Regions from separate parts of the Homo sapiens genome. Here regions 2 and 3 are each linked to region 1. Evidence: chromatin contacts called from ENCODE Hi-C or POLR2A ChIA-PET data. All regions are on one chromosome and are shown on one strand. The core of a region is the stretch at or near the end of the contact, and the rest is flanking DNA. Distances in the headings are between cores, read along the strand shown.

The links. Hi-C counts contacts between places; a loop is a spot of excess contacts on that map. ChIA-PET counts read pairs that join two places held with the same protein, here RNA polymerase II (POLR2A). Pooled maps may share reads with other maps.
Region 2: a loop to region 1 is called in a pooled map, with 6 times the contacts of the local background. The contact joins two enhancer-like sites. A Hi-C loop is called at or near these places in 3 of 37 single-sample maps with no recorded cell type and 2 of 50 pooled maps.
Region 3: a pooled map shows a loop between it and region 1 (2.5-fold over the local background). The contact joins two enhancer-like sites. A Hi-C loop is called at or near these places in 1 of 37 single-sample maps with no recorded cell type and 2 of 50 pooled maps. POLR2A ChIA-PET finds 5 or more read pairs at or near these places in 1 of 52 experiments (OCI-LY7).

What each region holds. Positions count from the first base shown.
Region 1 is chr12:46,107,372-46,110,291 of GRCh38, reverse strand. No RefSeq gene overlaps it. Among named protein-coding and RNA genes, the nearest start is that of SCAF11, 120 kb to the right of the region's middle. Within about 2 kb of position 1,436, at least 2 of the 41 ENCODE cell types and tissues checked have a DNase peak (open chromatin) inside an H3K27ac peak, as active enhancers do.
Region 2 is chr12:47,311,540-47,314,459 of GRCh38, reverse strand. No RefSeq gene overlaps it. Among named protein-coding and RNA genes, the nearest start is that of LINC02416, 41 kb to the left of the region's middle. RefSeq lists an enhancer at 1,592-1,641. Within about 2 kb of position 1,524, at least 3 of the 41 ENCODE cell types and tissues checked have a DNase peak (open chromatin) inside an H3K27ac peak, as active enhancers do.
Region 3 is chr12:47,190,830-47,193,749 of GRCh38, reverse strand. All of the region lies in intron 2 of PCED1B (PC-esterase domain containing 1B), which reads right to left. Among named protein-coding and RNA genes, the nearest start is that of MIR4698, 4.5 kb to the right of the region's middle. Within about 2 kb of position 1,534, at least 4 of the 41 ENCODE cell types and tissues checked have a DNase peak (open chromatin) inside an H3K27ac peak, as active enhancers do.

The DNA of each region.
Region 1 (2,920 bases), core at 187-2,686:
ATATGTGCTTGCCTTATATCACCCAGGGGAAGCATTCTGGTGTCTCAGGCAATGGGCAGGGCATAAAGCTCCCAAAACTTCTGTCGCTTGTGTTATGCTACCAGGAGCGGTGGAGGGGCAAAGTCAGATAGGAGCTAGGTCAGGCAAGTCCACACTGGCTCCAGTCATGTGGGGCAAGCAGCAGTCCCAGTGGGGATAGGAGGGCAGTTCCCTAGCCACTGGAGTAATGTTCCAGGGAGGAGCACAGCTGCCTCTGCTGCACAGAAATGTCCACCCAGGGAGTGGGGAGTAACAGGCATGCACTTGGCAAGGCAAGTCTCACACCACAGTGTTCCACTAGCAGCAGCTAGCTAGGTTCCGGGCAGTCTGTGCTCAGAACTCAAATCTGCCCCAGGCCATAAGCCTTCCCCATGGAGACAGAAACCGTGGCTTTCAAGCCATGCAGTTCCCAGTCTGCTCGTGAAACAGGAGCACCCACCTCCTGTGCCCCTGGCTACAGCCCACTTCCCATTCACCCCTCAGTTCTGGCCACGGTAGTTTATCCCTGCTTGAGATTATATTACAAATCTCAGTTGGGAGCTTCTCTCAACCTATAACCACTGCCTGAGTTAGCTGGCGGACTTCCACAAGGTCCCCTGAGAAGTAGGATCAGGAATGGCTTCCCTCCATCCCTACTGGAGTCTAAGAGTGCACGCAAAGCATGTCCTGATGCCGCTCCTCATCTTCTCCCTACCACTCACTAAGTCAGCTGCAGCATTGAGTAGGGTTAAGGCCTTTCCCCCATGGCCTGGATTGCCTGGCTCCCCTGTGGGAGTATATATCCCAGAGGCAGTTTATCCCCTTCTCCCACTCTAGGGACTTAAACAATTTTCTGCCTGGTTCACAGTGCAGGTTGCAGCCCATCACTTCTTTCAAAGGTTCTGGGGTTTCTTTCAGTTTTCCTGTTAAGTTTCTGTGTTGCTTCCTGGAAAAAAGTTCACAGCATGAATGTCTACATACTATTTTGTCTTTCCAAGTGAGAGAGGCATGCTAACAATGTTTCCAAGCTGCCATCTTGGACCTAACTGGCATCTTCTTTTGTTTCAGTTATGACAATTTAGAGTGGCTGCTCATGCTCTTTGTCTGCCTTTGCATTTTTTTACATCCACCTACCAGTATTTTGGAAGAAAACAAAGAAACAGGATTGTGGAAAGATAGTAGGCCATGAAAACATAGAGACCTCCTTCCACAGACATTTAAAATGCAAAACCATGAAAGTGTGTGTCTGAGCTTGGTGGGAGTAAGGGGGTAAACTCCAGGTGCAGAAATAAAGCAGGAACTGAAAACTAGGGTGGTAATTATGTGAGCAGATGCTGTGATAGTCCAAGGCATGTTTATTAGTCTCCATAATCCTCTTGAGTTTCACTTCCTAAGGAGAGGTAGATGGTAATTCCTTCAGGCCTATGTGAGGTAAAGTTGAAACTGAAAATCTCTCTGTAAAACCAAGAATCTCAAAGGGACACCCCTCAGTGAAGCAGGGAGAAGGCCAGAAAGACTTTCGCTCAGTGAAAAAACATATATGTCACTAAGAAATCAAAACCCTGGTTCTATACCTCGCACAAGCTAAGGACTGGAATCATATAACCCTCGTAGTCTAGGAATTCCCATGCCAAAAAATTAACATTAGAAATTAGTCCATGCAGGTCCTTCCCATGTGTGCAGGACACAAAGCTACTATCGAAGGACACTCCTATAACATATATAACATGGGATTACCAAAAAGCAGCCAAGCCCCACACAACCCATCATTAGTGAATGTCAAAAGACAGACAAAAAGAAGGTCAGCTACACCCCCAATGACTTGAGATGAAAGAGCAACCAGAAAAAGATGATAAAATCAGTACATTTAAAAGTATTCAAAACATATCCTATGAAAATACCAAGAAAATAAGACCCTAAGAGAAAAAAGTGGAGATTTTACAAAATCTAAATGGAACTTATAGAAAGAAAAAAATATATAGTCCTTGAGATTTTGGTAAAACATGACAGATTTAACACAAGCGCTTATTCTACTTCTGAAACCCGACCAAAATGAAAGTAAAGAAAAATTTTTTAAAGGCTTAAATATGTAAGGTCATGACAATGGAAGAGAAGACAATAAATGCCAACAAAATTTTGGAAGCTAGAACTAGGATCAATAAATGATAGTTGATTTATTGAGCTGGAGAAAGTAGAAATCCAAACCTATGGTGTTGATGTGAGAGAGAGAGTGGTGGAAAATAAAGGAAATGAAAAATAATCAAGGTAATTCAAGTTACTGAACCCCAGGAAGTCAAGTAATTAAGAGCACCAGGACCTCTAAAGACAGGGAGAGCAGCAGACCAAAGAAGAATTGGTTGGAAATCTTTAAAAAGTAAGATTAAATCCCCCAAATACTCTTCTAACACCCAAGTAGCCAAGTGGCTACTTCTAATTCACCAGGCAGAAGAGTGCAAGTTAAACCAGACAAGTCTGGACTTGTGGATGCCAGGCGCTACTGAGGACACATGCTGAAAACAGAAGAATTAAAAGAAAGTTTACATACTGCAAAGGGAGATGCCCTCACTTTTAGCCCCCTCCCTCTGCCCAGTTCCCGGCATGCTGGCAACCAACTTAATGCAATGCTAAAATGAAAGAGAAAATATTAAAAGTAAAAACAACAAAGAAATACATATTATTTACAAGAAACAAAAATTAGACAATTATCAGATTTATCAACAGCAACATTTAAGGTGGGATGGTCAACAATTCTAGTTTTCCTGAGACTGAGAAGATTTCAAGGTCTCCGGACTTTTTAGTGCTGAAATCAGGAAAGTCTTCATAAACTGAGACAAGTTGGTCACCCTAATGCAATGCAAGAAGACAACAAAAAAGTATCTTAAAAGTGCCAAAGGAAAAAAGG
Region 2 (2,920 bases), core at 275-2,774, 1.2 Mb before region 1:
TGAGGGACAGGGTGAATGGAAAGTTACTGTATAATGAGCACGGAGTTTGGAATGATGGAAGAGTCCCGGAAATGGATAGTGGTAATGGTTGCATACATTTTGAATGTACTTAATGTCACTGAATTGTGCACTTAAAAGTGGTTACAATGGTTTTATATTATGAATGTTCTCCATCTTAGTACCTATCAACTCTTCCTGCTTGCTACAGGCTTTCCCTTTCTACCCTTAGGCAGGCATGGCTCTCCCTGAGTCAACAATATGCAGCCCCTAGGGTGGCCACAAGCCCAGGATCCCTCCCAGCCTGAAGGAACTGTACTCATATTGCCCTGGGTTGGCAGCCTGGGTTCTCTGCTGAGTTACCCCAAAGTGGTTTCAGGACAGCACAATTATTTATTAAGTAGCTCTGGTGCTGACCTTAAGAAAAAACAGAACAACGAAAGTATTAAGCGTAAAACCTTTCTCTTTTAATGAATGAGTAAATATTCATGTTATTATTCCTAGAAATAAGAACTCTGTCCGCCTGGGTAACATAGTGAGACACCATCTCTACAAAAAAATTAAAAAGCTAGCCAGGCGTGGTGGCATGCGCCTGTAGTCCCAGCTACTTGGGAGGCCTAAGGCAGGAGGATTGCTTGAGCCTGGGAGGTTGAGGCTGCAGTGAGTCATGGTCATGCCACTGCCCTCCAGCCTGGGTGATGCAGCAAGACCTTGTCTCAAAAAAGAAAAAAAAAAAGGAAGAAAGAAAAGAAAAGAAAAAAGAACTCTGAAGACCTTGGGAAAGAATGGTACTTAGTAGTTAGAGTTCTGTATATAAGGAAAATATTTCCAAATGCTCTATGAGGTCTGGAAAGTTATTTCACTAAGTACATTCAAAGTTGCAACAGGAGATCATTTTTTGCTGGATGGTTTTAATAATAATATACAGTGCCCCATGTATAAAGAGCTGTAGCTAATGGCAGCCATAAGGTATGTAAGCACAAAAGGGACATGTGTTTATGCTGAAGGTTTTGATTTCAAAAATAAGGCCATGTTTTAAGTTATTAGAGAGCACGATTCTTATACTATCAAGGTATTACAATGCTTTGGAGATGTCCATTAATTTATGGGCTTTTGGATTCCTGTAAGTGCTTACTTCATAATTCCTGGGTCTATATTTGCCTTGAATATCCATCAATATTCCACAAGTACTTGCTGCAACCCTATCCTCCCTACAAGCTCCCCCAGTACAAACATACAAAATTGATAAGACTCAAGGTCCTCTCTTGCCACAATCAGATCATTAACCTGCGCTGCCAACCAGAGTTTCATGGTTCTTTATTTATTTATTCATTTATAATATCTAGGATTATAGTCTAAGAAGCAGGATTCTCCAAGGAAAATGGTCACACACACACACACACACACACTCTTACATTATCACTGGCTCAGCCGGCTGGGATTAGACTTTAACTCAGGCCCTTTATTAAAATGAAGTTGCAAAAGGCCAATTTCACTTCCTCTTTCCAAGAGGTGTGAGATTCTTGCCACATCCCCAGGCCCCTACATGTTCTGTAGGTAGAAAGAAGCAAAATAATCTCCAATATGTGCAAAGTTCAGAAATCAGGGCTGCCAGAAGACAGACTGGCTATGATGGACTGTCATTTGGTATTACTAAAAAAAAAATCATGGGTCATTTACCAAAATCTCACTTTATATTCAGCTATTTTAGTATCACATTGACAAAGTACAGGGTTAGAAATACAAACAAATTTAGAAATGAGGAGGTAAAGCTAGGGGAAAACTAAAAGGCTAGAGGGTGGTTCATATAAAACCTAATTTAAAAATCTATGAGATTTTAAAATACGTGGGGAGTTTACAATCTAGTCTCCTATATTAACACTTCTGAACATTACACATAGTTAGCCATCAAATATTTATTGAGTTCTTCTAATGTGCCAGCCAATGCTCTAGGTGCTGAATATAGTGAACACACCAGAAAAAGTCCTGCCCTTAAGGAGGTTATAAGGCGGAGATGACAATGAACAAATAAACATACAAGGTGAATAACACATAAAATATATAATAAATGTTAAATAATATAGACTATGAAATATGAACATATATTAATAAACTTTTATTGTTCATTATATATTAATAAAATATATAAATATATTAAATGTTATATAAAATAATGAAAATATACAATAAATCAGGCAAGTATTATGACAAAAATTAAGTAGGATAAAGGGCAGTGGTGTACCTAGTGCATCTGACACCCTGAGCAGATCAATTTTTAAATATCTGCCTCCTTTATATGACAAATTATTATATGAAAAATTATATTAAATAATCGTGAAATGAAACATGCAGCAGAGTCTAAGAGGGCCCCCATGATGCCCACTGGTATGATTTGGGTCTGTGGCCTGCCCAAATCTCATCTTGAATTGTAATCCTCAGTGTTGGAGAAGGGGCCAGGTGGGAGGTGATTGGATCGTGGGGGTGGATTACCCCCTTGCTGTTCTCATGATAGTGAGTGATTTCTTGCAAGATTTGGTTGTTTAAAACTGTGTGGCACCTCCCCGCTCTCTCTTTGTCCTGCTCCTGTCATGTAAGACTTGCCAGTTTCCCCTTCACCTTCTGCCATGATTGAAAGTTTCCTGAAGCTTCTTCAGCCTTGCTTCTTGTACAGCCCGTGGCACTGTGAGCCAATTAAACATCTTTTCTTTACAAATTTCCCAGTCTTAGGCAATCCTTTACAGCCGTGTAAGAACAGACTAATACACCCACCTTATGCTATTCATGTCTTGTGTAAATCCCCTCCCCTTGAGTGTGGGTGAGACTTGTTAATTGCTTCTAACCAGTAGAATATGGCAAAGCTGATGGGATACGATTGTGCAACATAAAATTGTACCCCATCTTGCTTGGAGATGCTCACTCTTGC
Region 3 (2,920 bases), core at 285-2,784, 1.1 Mb before region 1:
GATTTATAGGACTGGAGCAATGTTGCTGATCCTTATACTGAAATTTATGTCACGGGGAGAAAATATAATTCTAACTTACTAGAGAACCATGATTGAAGCTACTCAGGGCTGAGTGGGCAGAAGTATATCTTTGTCTCTGAGGGAAATTGTAAGACTTGCTTGTAGTTTATAAAAGTCATCCATAATTTTTAATCTTTTGTTTTGGGGGTCAGCCAAAATCCTACACCCTAACTATTGTAATCCAGGCGAGTGAAGGCAGTAATCTGAATTACCATGGTGATTGAGGGTTGGGGAGAAGGTGATGGGCTGAAACAATGACTGGAGTGGAAAGGGGGAAGGGGGCAGGAATTCAGGAATTGTGAGCAGGGAATTATTATAAAGAATGGTTCCCTGGTTTCTGCATTGGCTTGAACAACTCTGAGTGGACAGTGATGCTCATAGGAAGTGGGGACGGTCAGATGCCGGAATGCAAAATCCGGTCTCACTTTGTACTTCCTGTGTGAACCTGAGTCAGTTACTCAACCTCTCTGAGGATACAACAAATTTGAGAGTTCATATTTTGGTACATATGAGAGTCTATTAATTGTTAAGCCCTACAGTAAGTGATGAGAGTAATAAGACAAATAGAATACAGCTCTTGAATTCATTTTTTGCAGTCAGCTAGGAGAGACATGCAAAAACAATTAGCAAAATACAATGGGAGAAGCGCTAAAATATCTGTGTGCATAAAGCATTCAGTAAGCCCAGAATAATGTACTCTGCTTGCAAATATGGGGATAAGGAAGGTCTCATGTAGACGTGAGGAAAGAAGAATGGACATTGGAGCTAGGCTTGAATGAATAGTTTCACCAAAATACATTTTCTTTGTGATCTTAGACAAATTAATCTCTCCGAGCCTTAGTTTCCTCAGTTGGGGTTAATGATAGTACTTGTCTCAAGGAATGATGGTTAAATGAAATAATGCATGAAAAATCCTCAGCACAGTGCCTGTTACACAGCAAGAACTCCATGAATGTTTGCTATTTTTATTACCATTATTGCTATGGAGAGCCCTGGGAGTCAGTCAGCTCTGATGGACTCAATGATGTATCAAAGTCACAGCTAGTTAGTACCAGAGACTGGACCAGGATCCAGGCTGCCACTTTTATTCTCTAAAATGAAAGGAGAGCTCTGCCCTCGTCCAATTCCACTTTTTCCACTGAAGATTAAATTGGATTCTTTTATGTAAAGTGGACTCTCCAAGTGACTTTTCCCAAAGGAAAGTTTTGAATGAAATCATTTACCATTTGAATGAGCTCATATCCAAAAGGAGCACCCATTTGGATAGAGCCGATCAGTCTGCAGTATATACAATTTCACTTTGCTTACTGGTCATCTCCATTTTTTTTCCAGGCTACATATTTTTCTTATTTCAGCCTTCTAAACTCCCTGTTCTCTGCAGCCTATTTAATTGACTTTCATATCAAAGGAAAGTGAAAGCAAAAATAGGTTTTACTTATAATCAACATGCATTTACTGTTTGTCGTGATTTAGAAGCTCTTTGCTGGCACTATGGAAAGAGGCAAAAAAAAAAAAACAAAAAAAAAAAGCGTAGCCTCCATTTTTGAAATAGTTAAAGCAAGCCAGATCCACATAAAATAAGAAAACAGTAATTCTAGAACAATGTATAGATATTCTACAGTGATACGGGGTGGATTGAATACATTTATACAAAGGAGGCAAATTAAATTGGTGTTCTATTGAGTTGGAGTTAATGAGGATGTACAGAGAGAAAACAGTCAATCATTTCTGTGGCAAGCGCCATGTTAGGTGCTCCTATAGAGTATCTAAAGAAAATGATGTCTGAGTTAGCTCAAGAAAATGGTAATGGACTCAGATTGGCAAAGAGAAAGGCAGGCAAGTGGTTCTCATCAGAATCACCAGGTCCTTAAAAAAAAAAGCACAACACAACAAAACAAAAAAACCAAAAAAACCCCAAAACTTTTGTGTCCAGGCCGCACCCTCAGCGATTCTGCCTCAATTCCTCAGGGTGAGCAGCCCAGGTGTCCAGCTTTATGAAGGTTCCCAGGGCAATCTATTTTGCAACCTGGGCTGAAAACCTCTGCTTTAGGGCAAAGGCTGGATGATGACTATGCCCAAGTCCTGGGTGGAGAGAGGCAGGCCTGCGGTATTTCTTCTTCCGGATTGCAATGGAAACATGACTTCCCCCAATTTGCCTAGGATGAGAGTAAAGTGAATGCATTGGGTTGTGAACATGTGAACGTTTGCCTGGGGAGGGTCAAGGTGAGGATTTGGGAGAAATAATCTTTTGAGATCTTATAGAACTGCTGAATGCTGACACTGGGGTATAGAATTAGGAAGAAACTTAGAGATTTTAAACAAAAATAGTGGTCTCTGAGGAATTAAATGTATGGAGTCGTAAAGCTGGCAGAAGATAAAGGAGTGAAAAAAGTCTGGAAACAGACAGCTCAGGGCTTTAGGGTCAGTGGTGTCCCTTTGTAAAAACTGCTTCAATTCAACCTCATTTGTAAATGGGCATACTCATAGTAGCCCTGTGTGTCTGTTGGGAAGGTGATGTCACCAAGCCTATATTATAAAAATCGTAAGATGTTCATTTTACTTCTTCCTCTTTCTTTGTCCTTGTCTTCCTCCATGCATGTTTGCTTGCACATAGTCATTTCGTTAGAGGGTAGTCATTAATAAGTGATTAACTTCATATCCTGACCCCCAGGGGCTGTCTGCAAGATTAATGAACTGGTTTTTCTTTTAAAGAACAATGATCCTTAGGTCATGGAGACCTCCTTGATGGCATCCAGAAGTTCGATTGGCTGAGGGACACAAGCAGCTTTCATCATCAGAGAATCTCACCTCCCACATATCTACCTTACTCGTAAAAGCCCCCCAGTTATGTTCAAAGACA